Regions from separate parts of the Homo sapiens genome. Here region 2 is linked to region 1. The links are chromatin contacts, found by Hi-C in ENCODE. All regions are on one chromosome and are shown on one strand. Each heading gives the region's core, a stretch centred on a gene start or an enhancer-like site at or near the end of the contact. The rest is flanking DNA. Distances are from core to core; before and after follow the strand shown. Region 1 holds the start of LCMT2 (leucine carboxyl methyltransferase 2). Region 2 holds the start of TMEM62 (transmembrane protein 62).

The links. A loop is a pair of places that touch in the nucleus more often than their neighbours do. Pooled maps may share reads with other maps.
Region 2: a loop to region 1 is called in a map of CD8-positive, alpha-beta T cell, with 3 times the contacts of the local background. The contact joins the promoter of TMEM62 here to the promoter of LCMT2 in region 1. A Hi-C loop is called at or near these places in 1 of 168 maps with a recorded cell type or tissue (CD8-positive, alpha-beta T cell) and 10 of 50 pooled maps.

What each region holds. Positions count from the first base shown.
Region 1 is chr15:43,329,146-43,332,078 of GRCh38, reverse strand. LCMT2 (leucine carboxyl methyltransferase 2) reads left to right here and starts at 1,506. Exons shown (of 1, transcript NM_014793.5): 1 at 1,506-2,933. The coding sequence starts at 1,590. MAPDA (N6-Methyl-AMP deaminase) reads right to left here and starts at 1,407. Exons shown (of 13, transcript NM_001324366.2): 1 at 1,220-1,407; 2 at 79-179. RefSeq lists enhancers at 1,366-1,415, 648-1,598.
Region 2 is chr15:43,132,080-43,135,012 of GRCh38, reverse strand. It overlaps TMEM62 (transmembrane protein 62), which reads right to left and starts at 1,427. Exons shown (of 14, transcript NM_024956.4): 1 at 1,031-1,427; 2 at 645-756. The coding sequence starts at 1,210. RefSeq lists silencers at 558-769, 960-1,359, 1,580-1,639.

The DNA of each region.
Region 1 (2,933 bases), core at 257-2,756:
GATAAAGGATTCATTCTCCTATCCCCACAACTAATACGTGCCCAGGATCCCATTTCTATCTATTCCAAGTTACTCTACCAGTGAGTTGTCTTCTCATTTTTCTGTTCCTTCAACCTCTCCCTCTCCACTAGCTGGTTTCCCTCACAGGACCAACACGCATGTGCAGTATTTGCTTCCACCTGAAAACAAAACAAAAGACTCTTTTATCCCACAATATTCTTTAGCCACTGCCCTGACCCTTTTTTCCTTCTGAGTTAAGCTCCTCGAAAGTATAATAATTTAGACTGGATACCTCCTTTAACTCACCTCCTATTCACTGAAACATGGATTCTGCCCTTATTGCTCCACAGAAACTGCTCTCCCTAAGGCCATTAATGAGCTTTTAAACACCAAATCTAAATGTCACTTTTCAATTACCGAATCTTTATCCTGATCCAAACCTTTTCTTTCTTATTTCATTTTGTTCCACAAGAAAACATTGGAAAATACGAAACTTTTTCTTGACTCCAGTATCCAAATCTGCTGGACTCCAAAACTCACACTCTTAACCATTATGCAGTACCACCTGTAGTTAACCATAAAGTTATCTGATTTCCTTTTCTATTTCAGCCAGTCAGTCACCAAATCCCAGTGAACAAATGATAAATTTCCTAAATGTCTCTGGAAGTGGTTTCCTATGGATGACTCCCAGACACCCAATTTAGAAACTTTATGATTATTCTGAAGTCTAACCTGGATTTACTCCTTAAAAACAAAGCTCAGAACATATCACAGGGAACAATCACCTCTCTTCAGTGACTCCCCTTTCTGGGGACATATTCAACACTACTTTAAAATCCACAGAATTCTCCAAGGCGGTGTGATGAGAAAGAGAGGCTGAGTGGTTTATTCACCGTCAGTCTAACATAGGGCTGGGAATACAAGGGAATCAACAGTCTACTATCTGTGGGGAAACGTCTTCTTGTTAGGTGTCTATAAATTATTTGTAAAGGTCGGTTTCTTCAGTTTGCACCCTGGCCTTAGTGACTTGTTTTCAAGTTTTAAATGGGGTTCTCTTTTGCAACTGTGAGAGCATTAAATAAATCAGCAACTATTAGCACCCAAGGAAGCTAACTAATCCTTGCCTACTGAAGGTCCGTGGTGCCGACCCTTCTTGGCTCCTACCAGACCCTTCCTTGGCGGTCCAAGGAAGCCAAGTCGTCAGTCCCCACAGACTCACCTCTTAGAGATTTCTCAACTACAAGGACTTAGGCAAGGTTTCCCTTTTGACTGGAAGGCTTGTAGAAACGTGACAACCCGCCTTCCCTAACACTCATGTCACAGCGGTAGCGGACCGTATTCTGGGACAAATGGAACTCACGACATTCCAAAGAAAGGTCAGCCGCAAGCGAACTTAGCACTGGCTACACCCTCCTCAATTCTGGTTGGCGAGATGCGCTCTTCCCGGAAGTGACGCACAAGTGCCGGCGGAAGGGGAAGTCCAGGAGCATGGGTGGTTTTTTTCCCCCTACCGAGGTCCGTGAGGTGTGTGCTAACCAAGGGGCGGCTCACAACCGTGACAGACTGCCATTCCTGAGTCTCTTCTGGCCATGGGCCCCCGGAGCCGTGAGCGTCGGGCAGGCGCGGTACAGAACACCAACGACAGCAGCGCCCTCAGCAAGCGTTCCCTGGCCGCGCGCGGGTACGTGCAGGACCCCTTTGCCGCGTTGCTGGTTCCGGGCGCGGCGCGCCGCGCACCGCTCATTCACCGAGGCTACTACGTCCGCGCACGCGCCGTGAGGCACTGCGTGCGCGCTTTTTTGGAGCAGATTGGCGCGCCCCAGGCCGCGCTTCGCGCGCAGATCTTGTCTCTCGGCGCTGGCTTCGACTCGCTCTATTTTCGCTTAAAAACCGCGGGCCGCCTGGCCCGGGCTGCAGTCTGGGAGGTGGATTTTCCGGACGTGGCGCGGCGCAAAGCAGAAAGGATTGGAGAGACGCCAGAGCTGTGCGCGTTAACCGGGCCTTTCGAGAGGGGGGAGCCCGCGTCCGCGCTGTGCTTTGAGAGCGCAGACTACTGCATCCTGGGTCTGGACTTGCGGCAGCTCCAGCGAGTGGAGGAGGCCCTGGGCGCCGCGGGGCTCGACGCAGCCTCACCCACTCTGCTCCTGGCCGAGGCGGTGCTGACCTACCTCGAGCCGGAGAGTGCCGCGGCCCTCATCGCCTGGGCAGCCCAGCGTTTTCCTAATGCCCTTTTCGTGGTCTATGAGCAGATGAGGCCTCAAGACGCCTTTGGCCAGTTCATGCTGCAACATTTTCGGCAGCTAAACTCCCCCCTGCATGGCCTGGAGCGTTTTCCTGACGTGGAGGCGCAGCGGCGCCGCTTCCTTCAAGCTGGCTGGACCGCCTGCGGTGCCGTGGACATGAATGAATTCTATCACTGCTTTCTTCCCGCAGAAGAACGCCGGCGGGTGGAAAATATTGAACCCTTTGACGAATTTGAGGAGTGGCATCTGAAGTGCGCCCATTATTTCATTCTGGCAGCTTCTAGGGGAGACACCCTCTCCCACACCCTAGTGTTTCCATCCTCAGAGGCATTTCCTCGCGTAAATCCTGCTTCGCCTTCAGGGGTATTCCCTGCCAGCGTAGTCAGTAGCGAGGGCCAGGTCCCAAACCTGAAGAGATATGGCCACGCCTCTGTCTTCTTGAGCCCAGACGTTATTCTCAGTGCAGGAGGATTTGGAGAGCAGGAGGGGCGGCACTGCCGAGTGAGCCAGTTTCACTTGCTCTCAAGAGATTGTGACTCTGAATGGAAAGGCAGCCAAATAGGCAGTTGTGGGACTGGAGTTCAGTGGGATGGACGCCTTTATCACACCATGACAAGACTCTCAGAGAGTCGGGTTCTGGTTCTGGGAGGGAGACTGTCCCCAGTAAGTCCAGCCTTGGGGGTTCTCCAG
Region 2 (2,933 bases), core at 178-2,677, 200 kb after region 1:
GCTCATCCATTAAATCAGAACTGATACCCTTTCATGTCAGCAGAGATGCTTCAATAAGGTGGATGAGTGATGAATTCCCCAGTAAGCAAGATAGATAGATGCTCCTTTAGCTTCTTCTCCCCATTACAGTTTGAAAGCAAATAAAGTGTTTGAAGAGTCTAGAAAACTTAAGTCATAAAACTATCAAAGGATGAAGAAAAAGTGCCCTGGGTCACCGGAAGCCTCAAACAACTGAAAATATAAGATTAATAATGTAAAGAAAATAGAAAAGTTAGCAAAAGAAGAGAACTTCTGATTCGTGGTTACAGGCTTTTCCCTAATTCTCACAACCAGAACTGTAACAACAACAAGAACAAAAACCAGATACAAATATATCAGACAACAGACTGACATGAGAACCAGGAGCCTTGCTTCTACTGCTTTGACAAAACCTTGCTACGTCAAATCATTTTGCCTGGATCTTGACTCATTCAGTTATCCATAGGCAAAGGGGTTAGAATGTCCAATCTCTTCCACCTCACAGAGCTCACCTGGGGCTGTGGCTATACTGCTCCCAACGTCCCCAAAATGAAAAGCCACAGCCCTGGCTAGAGTTCTACCATGCGGACCACAGACCACCACCACAGCACGGCAAGCCTCCCTACCTGTTGCTAGGACGAGAGCTGGTTGAATGATGTCAATAGTTTCAGAACAGAATTTCTCTAAGTCTACCGCTCTGCCTGGATCTCGAAACCTGCTCAGGTGAATGTCGGATATCTGCCGAAAACAGGTATTGAACAGAGAGATCTGAGCCAGGAAGAGGCAGCATGGGGAGGGGCGGCTCAGCGGCTCTCTCGGGCAGAAGGAAAAGGCAAAGAGGCAATGCATAACGAACCCCCCAGGTAAGGACAGGGCCAGCACTAGACAGAGCCTCGAGTTACAATCTGACTGAGGTCCCCAGCCTGGAGCGTGGGGCCCAACACCCGCAAGGGTCCCACCGCACGGTGCCCGATCTGCACCTGCCTCCCGGCCCGGCTTCCCGCCGCGTCACCTGCAGGCCCCAGAAGATGTTGCTGTCTCCGGGCCCTGGCGCAGGGTGCGGCCTCCTGGGGGGCGCGGGGCGCGGCAGCGGCGAGGGCTGGCCCGCCAGGCCGTAGTGCTCCAAGAGCATGGCCACCAGCGCTGCGGCCGCCAACCCCGCGACCACCCTGAGAGCCAGCACTGCAGCCATGCCGCCCGCCCGCCGGGGCGCGGCCCTCGCTGATCCCGCGCAGGACCGCGCGGCGCTCCCGGGAGCCGCTTTGCCTGCACTTCCGGACTCTATTGTCGCAGGGCCAGAGCTGGATGCGGGGCCGGCGCCGGATGCGGGGCTGGAGCCAGACACTGGGCCTAGGGTGCTGCGCCCGTCAGCCGCCGCCCAGCACCTGCCCCTCTCTGGCCGCGCAAGTGACTGGGCTCGTTTTGCATAAGTAATACGATCACAGAAAAGAGAACCGAAACTCTGAACACCAATGACGGTGGCCGAGTGGTGGCGGGGAAGGAGACCGGGACCAGTGGCCGGGAGGCGGGGGCTAGAGTCCTGGCTCCGCCTTGGTCAGTCACTCCTGACCTCAGTGGGTCGATCTCCTTACCTGTAAAACGGAGTTAATAACACCTTCCGTGCGCACTTTGCAGGGTTGTTGTATCAAAGTGAGAATGTATGAGAACGCCTTTTAAATTGTCTCACAAATGTGTCAGGTGGCTTCCTCTGGCCCCTTCTGATTATTAACGTACCTCCATAGGTTTTCTTTTCTTTCTCTTCCCCTTCCCTCTACCATTCCCCTTTCCTTCACTTCTCAGACAGGGTCTCTATCCCCCAGGCAGGAATGCAGTGGCGCGATCATGGCTCACTGCAGCCTCGACCTCCCTGACCTTAAGTAGCTGGAATTACAGGCTCGCACCACCACGCCCAGCTAATTTTTTAAATATAGTTTTTGTAGAGACTGGGATCTGTCTGTGTTGCCCGGGCTGGCCTCGGAACTCCTAGGTTCAAGCGATCCTCCCGCCTCCGCCTCCCAAAGTGCTGGGACTACAGGCTGAGCCACCGCGCCCGGCAGCATAGGTTTTCTATAGATGTAATTCCTATGTTTTGTGAAAGTTATTTTTCCCTTAAACTGATTTCACATGCACCTGAGTAAATAATATTGCAACACGGTAGTATACCATTCATTTAATAAGTATTAAATACTTCCTATGGGCCAGACCCAGGAGAATTAGATTCAGCCCTACCTTAATTTATCTAACAACTCCCTTATTGTTGATTTTTTAATTGTTTATTATATATTGCTGTTCTGAGTAATTTTTTTCACGTCTTCCCTTTATTGAAAAAAATTTTAGAAAATGGCAGTTAATAAAAGGCACAAACAAATCAACAGGGATATACTAGTGGAAAACACAATATAAAACTAACATGTCATTGGCTTCTTTAATTGGTTAAGAGCACAAAATGTAACAGGCAAAAGGTCTGTTTCAAACAAATTAAAAAGCTATGTGTTTTTTAAATTCTCCCCAAATCAGATATATACACACCCACAAAAATAGTGTGTGAAGGAAAACTGTCATACACAAGAAGTCGTATCCTGAATTCTTCAAGGAAATACATGTGGAAATAGGAATTAACAGAGTCAGCAACAGATTAATTTTTTATTAATTGAGTCTTAAAATGCTACATAGCCCAAAGCTATACTATATAAAGTACTACTAGGTACAAAGGAAAGTCTGTACAGCTTTTAGCAAAACTGCTTTCCCAGAAAAGCAAATTAAAATAATGCAATCAGCAGACCCAGGAGACTACAGCTAGACATCAGAGCTACAACTTCTCATATCTCTCTCAGAAAATCCTATTTATCCAGAACAGACTAAAATTTCAGGACAAAACAGGGATTTTTAAACTTTTTTTACTTTATCCATTTTAA